Linked DNA regions of Homo sapiens: region 1 is linked to region 2. Evidence: read pairs that join two places in POLR2A ChIA-PET (ENCODE). Cell type or tissue: PC-3. All regions are shown on one strand. Links, peaks and the distances in the headings refer to the core of each region. The heading gives the core; the rest is flanking DNA. Region 1 has its middle 67 kb from the start of MIR1587. Region 2 overlaps USP9X (ubiquitin specific peptidase 9 X-linked).

Evidence for each region. Peaks named below come from ENCODE experiments on the same cell type or tissue, not always from the same donor. Only the 100,000 strongest peaks of a DNase experiment are listed, where the experiment ranks them.
Region 1: POLR2A ChIA-PET joins it to region 2 with 22 read pairs; 2 of 35 experiments call an interaction of 5 or more read pairs at or near these places.

Annotation. Positions count from the first base shown.
Region 1 is chrX:39,901,524-39,906,906 of GRCh38, forward strand. No RefSeq gene overlaps it. Among named protein-coding and RNA genes, the nearest start is that of MIR1587, 67 kb to the left of the region's middle. RefSeq lists an enhancer at 4,337-5,126. In PC-3, for the core only: no CTCF peak of the experiment used is centred there; a DNase peak (open chromatin) is centred at 2,628; H3K4me3 peaks cover 509 bases; H3K27ac peaks cover 2,437 bases.
Region 2 is chrX:41,088,775-41,094,157 of GRCh38, forward strand. All of the region lies in intron 1 of USP9X (ubiquitin specific peptidase 9 X-linked), which reads left to right. Among named protein-coding and RNA genes, the nearest start is that of USP9X, 6.0 kb to the left of the region's middle. In PC-3, for the core only: no CTCF peak of the experiment used is centred there; no DNase peak of the experiment used is centred there; H3K4me3 peaks cover 2,555 bases; H3K27ac peaks cover 1,841 bases.

The sequences.
Region 1 (5,383 bases), core at 162-5,161, 1.2 Mb before region 2:
GTCTCACTTTGCTCTCCCAAGGACACCATGAGGTGGGTATTATCACCGCCTGCAAAACAGATGAGGAAACTGAGGCTCAACTTCAGCAACCTACTCAAAGCCACTCTATTCTTTCTGACTCTGAAGCCATACTCTTTATGTCGGTGGTCCCTGACCTGGGCTGCACATGGAAACCTATAGGGAGCTTTTAAAACACCCCACGCCCAGGCCACACCTGAGACCCAAGAAGTCTGAATTTTGGGGCTGGGACAGAGGCATCGGTACATCTTACAGCCCCCCAGCTGACTCCAACATGAAGTTAAGATTGAGAACCAGTGCTCTGTACCACTGGAGTCATCTTTCTTTCTCTCCTTCCAGCTTTCCTCCCTTCCTTCCAACAAATATGCATTCAGTGCCTATTAAATGCCAGGCTCATAAATGTTCCATAAAGTAGCTTCCTTCTCTCCAGAGCAGTAGATCTCAGGGGTGTGTGGGAGGGGAAGGACCCTCACAGACTGTCACTCAGAGTGACAAGAAGTGATCCTGACAGAAATGGACTCGCGACACTGGCCAGAAGGCAGAAATAGTGGTGTGGTCTAGGGAGCTGAAGGTTCCCTGAGAAGCAATCCTCCAGCTCTGCTACAAACTCCAGCAGAAAGGGCCTGTGGTCCCAGCTACTCAGGAGGCTGAGGTGGGAGGATGGCTTGAGCCCAGGAGTTCAAGACTGCAGTGAGCCTTGATGGCACCACTGTACTCCAGCCTGGGTGACAGAGCAAGAACCTGTCTCTGAAAAAAAGAGAGAGAGAGAGAGAGAGACAGAGAGACTCCAGAAAGGGTAGAATTTGGTGCTGACCATTCCAGCCTGGAAAATGTTACCCCTAAAGTGGCTTCCATCTTTCTGAGAGGAGAAAGGTGCACACCAACCTACAGGGCCACCTACAGAGCCACCCATAACCAAGGGGAGGGAGAGCACTCAGGCAAGTCCGACTGTACCCATCAAGCTGCTAGTGAGGGTGCAGCCAGGCCAAAGGAGTCCCCTTCCCATTGTCTGGAACAAAGGGAGAATGGGAATGTCCTGCTCCCTATTGTAGAACCCTTCCTCCCTTCTAGAAGCCAGGGAACAGTGCTGCAAATCAATTGTTTTCCAACTAAAGAAAGCTCTCTTGACATGGGAAGCCTGGCATTGCTTTGAATGCAATATGCAAGAAGCGTGCTTATTCAAAAGAATGCCAGCCTTCTCATGTCAAGTGAGACAGGGTAAATTTTCTTGGGCAACCAGCAGAATTTTTTTTTATCTTTAAGCCATAACAAGTAGAAAAACACTAACCCCTCACCTAACCAGCATCAGGGAAGAATGGGTTGTTTTAAAGAAATGAAGTTGCAGGATAAGTAAAGCTAACCCTCTGTAAACTCCAAAACTTAAAAAGCATAACTATTTTTAAATAAACCAAGTCTAAACTGCATTTCACATGTCCCCATTTCCTTAGATGGCGCTGACACACTTGGTGTGTGTCTTGGTGGCCCACTCACTCAGAACATCGACAACTGTGTCTTGCTGAAAGACAAAGAGGCCTTCTGTATCTTTGGTCCTTCATTGGATGGCCCCACCCGGCTATCCTCTTTGAGTTCTGGTTTCTATTAAATAGTTTGTTCCCATCTCTTCTTTTGCTCTACTGTTGACCATAATCCCTTCCTGGCCAAGGCAGAAGGATCACTTGAGCCCGAGAGTTCAAGGCTGTAGTGAGCTACCGCACTCCAGCCTGGGCAACAGAGTGAGAGCCTGTCTCTACAAAAAGAAAAGAAAACAAAAACAAAATAATAACCCCTCCCTCCCGCTTTTAGTATCCCAGAGTCCTCTTAGTCTGTGTCCAAACCTGAACTCATTTAATTATCCTTCCAACTTGTTCCTCTTTCTCTTGTATTCCTGATTTTAGTCATGGGAGTCAAAACAAAAGCAAAAATGAAAGGGGGTGTTGAAGGAATTTTAGAGTCATCTAGTTGGTTAGAATCGTGTGTGAAATAAGAGTAAAGAGGTTCTGATGAAAAAGGATCGAGCATTTGTACAACGATGACTACTTAGAACAGGGAATTCCTCACATATTTTGGTTCTTCTTGGTTGTTCCAGATACTTGGGATTGCTAAATCAAGTAATTTCTGGATAAGCAAGCTGTCATAGCTCATAGTTTTTTCTTTGTTTCCTTTGGGTTTAAAGCATCAATTTTGTATAATTCAAGAAACAGGCTATAATTCAGGGGCTCTACGGGAGCTTTTGACCTCTCTCCCATCTCAATTCCCCTATTACATAATCCTCCAGAGGAGATCCCCCAGGACTCCAAGTCGGAAAGAGCAACTGCCAGACCCGACCAACGTGCATGAGGCTTACACCTCCTCCTTCCCCTCTTCTCCTTTGCTTTTCCTCCAATGTGAGTGTACCCCACCCCATCCCACCCATGCTGCCCCCATGCCTGAGGCACCAGTTAAAAACCACGGCAGCGGGTAGGGCTGACCAGGAATAAAAGTGGCCTTGCAACCAAGACTCGCTAAAGTGACAGAGGGGAGTCCATCTCTGAGACAGTAGCTAGGGGAAGGTAGGCTGGCAAACCACCACAGTCAGGAGCTGACTCAGAAACAGAATTTGGTCAGCATACTTGGCACAGACCTGCCTGCCAAACCTGACTCATAGTCACCAAACTCAGAAGATTGGTGGATAAATCAGATGCCCAACACAGCTATTGGCAATGGGGTGCATTCCTTTCCCAGGGCAGGAAAGCTTGTGACCACCTCTGCACCGTCCTCTTTGAGGTTCCTGGGAAACTGAGTCTGTGATGGGAGTGTTGTACGTGTGTCATAGAAAGAAGAAGCAGAAGTCACAACCAACATCTCTGCCCCGGGTGGATCAAGCCGTGCCAATGTCCACTTTAGGCCTCTTGACTCCCTGGTGACCACTCCTGCCTTTAACACAATCTATCAAACTGGTCACGATATGACAGGCCAGGGCAGAGCCTTTCTTCACATCCTGAGACTGTACCTCTGACGTCCTGGGTGAACCAGGCTATCCCAGCTCTCCCCAGGTGCCCCCGTAGCTGAGAAGGGAGGAGAAAGTGTTTGGGAGATCAAGGAGGATGGACTCACCAACAGACAAGGTTCTCATTTTCCTAAGCGCTGCAGCTCTACAGTTCCTTATGGAAAGCCCCTCTAAACTGATTCCAGTGCCACTTAGAAAATCAGTCCCTCTGGCCTTTCCCTTCTGCTTTCAGGAGGGTGAAGGCTAATCATCAAACTGATTCAAAAGTTCTGAATTCTCAGAGAAAGCCTGAACAGAGACCAGAATGGGTGTTGCATCCTGCCTCTCCTGAGCACCACATTGGCCTGGCTGCTCAAGGCTGCCTGGAGACCACCGTGCACTGCCCTGATCTGTCATTCACCAGGACAGCCCTGCTCAACCTCGTGGGAGCAGCTCACCCACAGCCTCCTCACCGACCTCCCGGGCAGCTTGTCGGAGCCGTCTCTTTGCCTAACACAGAAGCTTTGGAATGAAGCAGGGAGAGAAAGACGTGAGTGGCGGCGGTGGGGGACCCTTCTCTGAGCTTATTAAGAATCTTTTGTGCGCCATAGAATAAGTCCAGTCTTGTCCGTCCTGCTCCCCCTGCACTTAACTTTTTCAGGCCTGATGAGCTTAAATGCTTCAGTTAGTCCATGAAACCAAAAGCACTCCTTGGCCTTTGACTGTGTCTGGGTTTCTTTTATGTGGCCATCATAATTAGACAGTGGCCCGACCCCGTGGCCGGAGGTGCCTGCTCTGGCACTCCACAGCCCTGTCCTGTCTCTGGAGACTCACACACTGTGCCAGACTGGAAGAACAGTCTGGAAGGAAAGCCCGTTGTCAAACAAATCATCGTTCTGGGAACACAAAGCCGCAGGGACCCTCGGGGTGCTGCTGACACCCGGGCCGGCAGCATCAGAGAGCTGTGTCTCCTGTGTGGCGCTGAAGCCCCAAGTTTGGAGACAGAAAGCTGGCTGGTGGCCAACAGCAGCAGCAGCAGTGGACACCTTATCTAAACAAAGGGAGAGGGCACCAAGCGTGAGGGGAAGGGGTAGGTGGACACTGCGTGGGTGGTTTCGTGTTGCAATTTTTTTTTCTCTTTTGTGGCTGTTGTTTTCTTTTTCATCTATTCAGTTTTGTAGTATTCAACAGCCGGGCGCTTGGCAAAACCTGGCAGCGTTATCCACACGGCCGTTTTCAGTCCAAATGGCTCCTGTCAACTTTTACAGCCCCGCGCTAAAACTCCAGGCACGTCTCTTATTGCCAGCACAGGGTTATTTATTTGCCCGGACTGTCTGGCCTCACATTTTTCACGTGTGTGTTACCCCGGCAGTTGCTTCAACTTCCCTCTGGCCCTTAAAACGCTAGTAAACGCCCAGTCCAATTTAGAGCTGGGAGGTGTTGAGCATTTCATCTTTTCAGGATCCTGCACTGGTTAATGTCATTTTCGTCTCCGTTCAGCTTTTGACCTGAAGGAAGGGGAAGCCTTCTCCACTGTGAAAATTACTCTTTCACTGGAAACCATTGTTACTAATAATAACCTCACCAGGCACACCATCGAATGGTCCGGATGCCCCCTGCCCGCAGGGGTGGGGCACACACATGACTCAGAGGGGACATGGCTGGCCCAGGTCAGCGGGTGAGGGCCACAGCCTTGGCCACTCCACGTCTGGAACCCTGGTCATGTTCTGCAACTGGGCCTTTCATTCTTTTTTAATCCTTTACACAAACAGTGTGTGTGTGAACATGCGCACGCTGGTGTGTCTGTGTGTGTGTGTGTGTGTGTGTGTGTTCACGCGCGAGCTTATGTGTGGCTTTGAAATCATCCAAAAAAGGTTTTTCATGGTTGAGGCTGACCTGGTGCAATGCAGAATATATTATTTCTTTCAGAGCGTGGATAGCAGATCTGCACGTGAAACACAGATCAAACACGGCCCACAGAAACAATGGTAGGAAGCATAACCAGAGTGAATCGATTCCTTGATCCTGCTCTGCCAAAAAATTAAAGAGGAGCACTCCTGGGGTTTTTAACCCAGATAAGACTTCAGCCACAGCCGTATTTCCCATGTTCCTGGATCTCTTGTTCTGGCTCTTATTCTGCGGATAAAATGTGGAATAGAGTAAGCAGTGTCGAGTTCTGCCGGTTCATCTGGCTTTTTAAAAAAAAATTAAATGGCTCTATCTCTTTGCCCTCAACACTTCTGCACACGCACATGTGCACGCACACAGCCTTGTTTTACCTTTTCTCCAGAACTAAACTGGACAGACTTTGCCATTTCTTTCAACAGGACAAGGAGAAGGTAGAAAGGGCCCTCTCAGGCATCAGCCTCTTAAAAGGACAAATTTCTTGAAGCAAAGAAA
Region 2 (5,383 bases), core at 72-5,071:
TCAAAAAGGGAAAAAACCGGATTTTAGTTGTCATTTGGTTCTTTTAGGAGCTGTGTTTTTGAAAGCCATCCTGTGTATTGCTAAGTTCTTGTATTATTTTAACATAGAGTTTAACGTTAATATTTGGGAAAGAGTTAGTGCATTGGACCTCAACCCTGACTGGACATGAGAATCACTTGGCGGGGTTAAAAAACAACCACAACAAAAAAACTGATCCCTGGGTTCCACCCCCAGAGACTGATTAATTGGTCTGATAGGGAGCCTGGGCAAAGGTATATTTTAAAAGCATTGTGGATGATTCTTACATGCATTTGGAGTTGAAAACCACTGGGCTATTGTTTTTATCATGTTGTTAGAACTTTCAAGTGGATAAATAAGAAAATGGATTTTTTTCTCAATTGTTTTCAGTTATTAGCATGATTATCATTTGAGCATTAATTGTCTGTCAGCACTGTTAAGCATTTTCCATTTATTGCCTTACGATGGGTCTGAGGTCTGTCAGGTTCAACCAGTGGTGCTTCGACTACTGTGCTATGTTAGTGAAATGACACTGATTGCTATTTTTAAAAAAGCATTTAGAGCTTTTGGTTTGTTTCTCGTACCAGAGTAAGTTAAGATATAGTTTAGTTTTTAAGACTATCAAGATAGTCTCCAATTTGATAAATATCTTGGTTGCCCAAGGGAGATGTTAAAAGCTATGTGGCAAATAGGTTTCTCCCCTTCCATATATCTTCCAGCGTGCTCAGGGTGATAGTTTAGTTGGTGCGTTTATGACAAAATATTACACAACATTCCTAAAAGGTGTAGAAACTATGCATTTGTCTCCTAGTAATTTATTTAAATGATCCCACAAATTACCGTTTAGTGTCACATGAAATTCTGTTATCTCAGTTTGAGAATTTAGAGTTTTATTTGTCTTAGTCAAAATCAGTTTGATTTTGATTAAGCGTTTTGAATTTTGTGTTGTTTTGGGATTGATGTATAATTGTTTTATGGAACGAATGAAATAACAATAACAGACATTTATTTGGAGTTTCTGTCTCTTAATCCCCTTGGTCCATTGGACCAAATTCTGCATGGTGGGGGCATGGCAGCAGGGAAGCCTATAGGAGTTTAGGATCTATGAGGGTTTTTTTTTTTTTTTTTTTTTTTTTTTTGAGACAGATTCTCACTCTGTCACTGAGGCTGGAGTGGTCACGGTTCACTGCAGCCTCCACCTCTCCTGGGCTCAGGTGATCCTCTCCCCTTAGTCTCCTGAGTAGCCGGGACTACAGGTGCTCCCATGCCTGGCTATTTGTATTTTTTTTCTCTTTTATAGAGATGGGTTTTGCCTTGTTGCCTAAGCTGGTCTTGAACTGCTGGGCTCAAGCTGTCTGCCTACCTGGGCCTCCCGAAGTGTTAGGATTCCCGGCATGAGCGACTGGGCCCGGCCCTATGAGCATTCTTAGTGTGACACAAGATTCCCCAAAGATCTTTTTGTTAAATTATAGAAAATGAGACTATAAGGATCATGAAAAAAGTTGATGTAATAAGGAAAAAGACTTAAAACTTCTAACACTTACCTATATTGGGCATTGAATTTATAATTTATTGTGGATTATAAAGTGATGACCATTGTAATATACTTTTAAAGAATAACTTGTGAAAAAGTATATTGTTAGGATGAGATCGCTTACCTAAAATTTATTCTTCAAAGATACTCATGCTAAATCTTGGTGTCTTCAACGTGTGTATACACACATATCTTATATTTGGCAGCAAATGGATTTTCAATTTTATTCTCAATCACTGCCTAACAAGGATTTTCTACCACCTCTGTGTATCAATCATCTGTGGAGCTTTTTCAAAATATATATTTGCTCTATAGGTGAGTCTGATGTGTAACCAGAGGTTTTTTTTTGCAGTCCCTTTTAGGGAAAGGGGAGAATTGAGACCCTTTGCATGTCATGTGTTCCACCATTAGGCAGCAGTACTCTTGTTTGAGTTTCGTTTTGTTAGTCACACAGTCAAAAATTCCAGACTGAAACACAAACATGTAGTGAAAAGCTCAAACACTAGAAGAGACAGGGATTCCACACTCACATGTATTATATACAGTATATGTGCACATATATATCAAATTTATTGTCACTTAGCACCTTCTCGGTGTTACGGTTCCAGCTCTACTATAAACATTAATATCTGTTAAGACATTTGTTTCCTTTTTAATCCGTTCAACAAATACTTCTGGGGCATCTGCTGTGTGCTAGGCACTGTTCTAGAGATTACTGTTGTCTAGAAGCTAACATATGAAGTGAGGTGGGCTGGACTAGCTGATCTCTAAAGTCTTTAGTGCTAGTTTTCTGGCATTCTTTTATGTACCTCGTAGGAGAGATTGGATTAAGTTGTTATTTAAAAAAACTTTGTTATGGTATATGCCAATTGAATTTTTTTTGTCACTAAATAGAATTTCATTCTGAACTCCAGTTTTCTCCAGTGAGCCCAAATGTCAAGTATAGTAGAAATAGGTTCTTTTGGAATTCTTGGCATACTGGCTTTAGGAATAGCTGTACTTCTGATGCTGTTAATTTTTGACCAGAAATTACATACTCTGGTGTCACCCCTTACTCCTGCCATTCCTTTGCTGTATTGATGCTCTATTATCTCTATACAGTGTGTTTTTCTATTTAATTTACTTTGTTTAGGTGTTTTGATTAATTTTGTCCTCACAATTCTATCTTTAAGGTTAGTGGCTTTCATTCTAAGTCAGTGATAATATCCTTAGCACCTAGAAAGTGCCTGGCATATAGACATTTAGTAACTGTTGGATGAATATAGTTTATCACATTCTTGCTATTTTACTTATTTTTTGCTAAATCTTTTTACTTCTGGGAGTCACTTTTCTTACTAATCTCATTACAATGAGAAATCCTGGAAGAGATCTCAATTCTTTCTAGTCAGACCCTTCATTTTTCAGATGAAAAAAATGGCTCAAAGAGGTGAAAGGTGAAGTAACTTGACCAAGATAGCATGCCATAGACTACCTTCTTTATGAAGCTATATCTATATGTGTCAAATCACATTAATTATTAAATTCTCTGTAGTCACTCATAAAATTAACATTAAACTGTCTCCCTGGTAATGGATAATAAGGTCAGGGATTCTGTCCTTTACCTTTGTATATTACAGAGCACCTAGAATAATACTGTTTATAATAACCATTTGATTACCTGAATGGGAAAATCTGGGGCAGTATTTAACTTGCAGTACCTCCAACCTCTTGTACAGAATTGATTCATCTTCATTTTATGGCACCCTACAGTTTATTCTTATTAATCATGTGAGCTTTGAACACCATGTTAGTCAACCATAATCAAAGGAATTGTTTTCCTTGGGATGAGTTTGAGCTGGTGATCGTGCATATTAGATCCCATCTTCTACAGAGCCTGTGAATTGGGTGGAAAGGAAAAAGGGAGTGGCGAAGCCTCCTGTTAGTATCCTTGATGTCCATTTTATTCCTGCTGACTTTGGTGGCTATTGAGAGTTATAAGTTGAGGCTGTTGGTTACATCTCTCATTTCTAGTCTTTTCTGTTAACTGGTTACTTAGAACTCCTAAGTAAGGCCGCTCATTATTAACTTGGACCCCAGAGAGCATGGAAGTTACCGTATAGTATTGAACCCATTTCTGCCTAACAGTGTTTTCTCTCTGGTCGAGGTGTAGTGTACAAAGTTTTGGTTGCTCTGCTTGGTAACATCTCTGGAGTTCAGAGCACAGGGATCAGTAAACTTTTTCTGTAAAGGGCCACATAGTAAATACTTTGGACTTTGTGGGCTAAGAGGCAAAATTGAGGACATTGGGTAAAATTTTTATTGGTGAAATAAAAAATATAATTAAATACAGTTATGTATAACTTAGGTCTAATGAGAAAAACAATTTGGTGTGTGTGTGTGGAGGGGAGGTAATACAGTATTTTGCTTTATTGGGTAAAGTTCAGTGTTCCCTGTCATCAAATTGATTGCAGACGTTCTGTGTGAAATCCATTCTTACCTTGTGAGCTGTACAAAAACAGGAGGCTGGAATTGGTCTGTTACCATAGTTTGCCAGCCCCTAGTTAAGAGCAGTGATTTTTTTTTTTAAGAGGAGGGGTCTCGCTGTCACTCAGGCTGGATTGTGGTGACGCAATCATAGCTCATTGTAGCCTGGAATTCCTGGGTTCAAGGCATCCTCGCACCTCAGCCTGCCGAGTAAGTAGGACCACAGGCCGACATCACCTCACCTGGTTAATTTTTGTTAGAGAACAGGGGTTTGACTGTGTTTCCCAGGCTGGTCTCAAACTCCTGGCCTCAAGCAATCCTCCTGTTTTGGCCTCCCAGTGTTGCTGGGATTATAGGCCTGAGCCACTGTGCTTGACCTCCTATTTGATACACTATATGTTAACAACTCTGAACCTCCTTTCCTTAAGTCAGGTTCAAACTTCTGTACATTAGCTGATGAAAGGGATTTCTTTTTATTGCAAGGTGGTATTGCCTGAGAATAGTTTGGTTTCAGCAGCTTTGCTGTATTTGTACGGCAGTATCTTGTGTTTATGTGCAAGTTCAGATGTATTTTGCCTTTTTATAAGAATGAGCAGAAAACAAAAAAGTAAATGGCGCGATCTCGGCTCACCACAACCTCCGCCTCCTGGGTTCAAGTGATTCTCCTGCCTCGGCCTCCTGAGTAGCTGGGATTACAGGCATGCGCCACCACACCCAGCTAATTTTGTATTTTTAATAGAGTTGGGGTTTCTCCATGTTGGTCAGGCTGTCTTGAACTCCCGACCTCAGGTGATCCGCCTGCCTCGGCTTCCCAAAGTGCTGGGATTACAGGCATGAGCCATCATGCCTGGCCTACCTGGAGGTCTTAAATATCCTTGAGACAGAGGGAACTGGTTAGGGATATGAATCTTAAACCTTACTGGATTAGGTTGTGCTCATTGGTTAGGTTAGTTGGCTTTGTGCAAATAGTGAATGCAATAATTAGAATGAAATAGGAATTAAGTGAGGCAAATGTATGATGAAGTTTACATTTGAAAGGTGAGGGTATAATTAGAAATAAAAGTTTCTGTACTCTGTGAGTGGGAAAAACCCCTAAAAAGGTGACTGTCGTTTTTGAAATTTTTGACTTCTCTCACATTTTCGGGAATGTGAAAGGAGGATACTGGCTATGTACAGCATTTGTCCAGACTTTTGAAAATATAGAAAATCTCATTTACTCATTTAATTAGTGTGTATATTATCTGTTTACTGTGTCCTTTGTAGATATAATTAATTATCCAGGATTCTTAAGAGTTGACTTGGAGCATGCTGAGCTGAGGCAAGAGGGATTGTGGGGCCAGACTGAGTGTTGGAGGAGGAACCTACTGT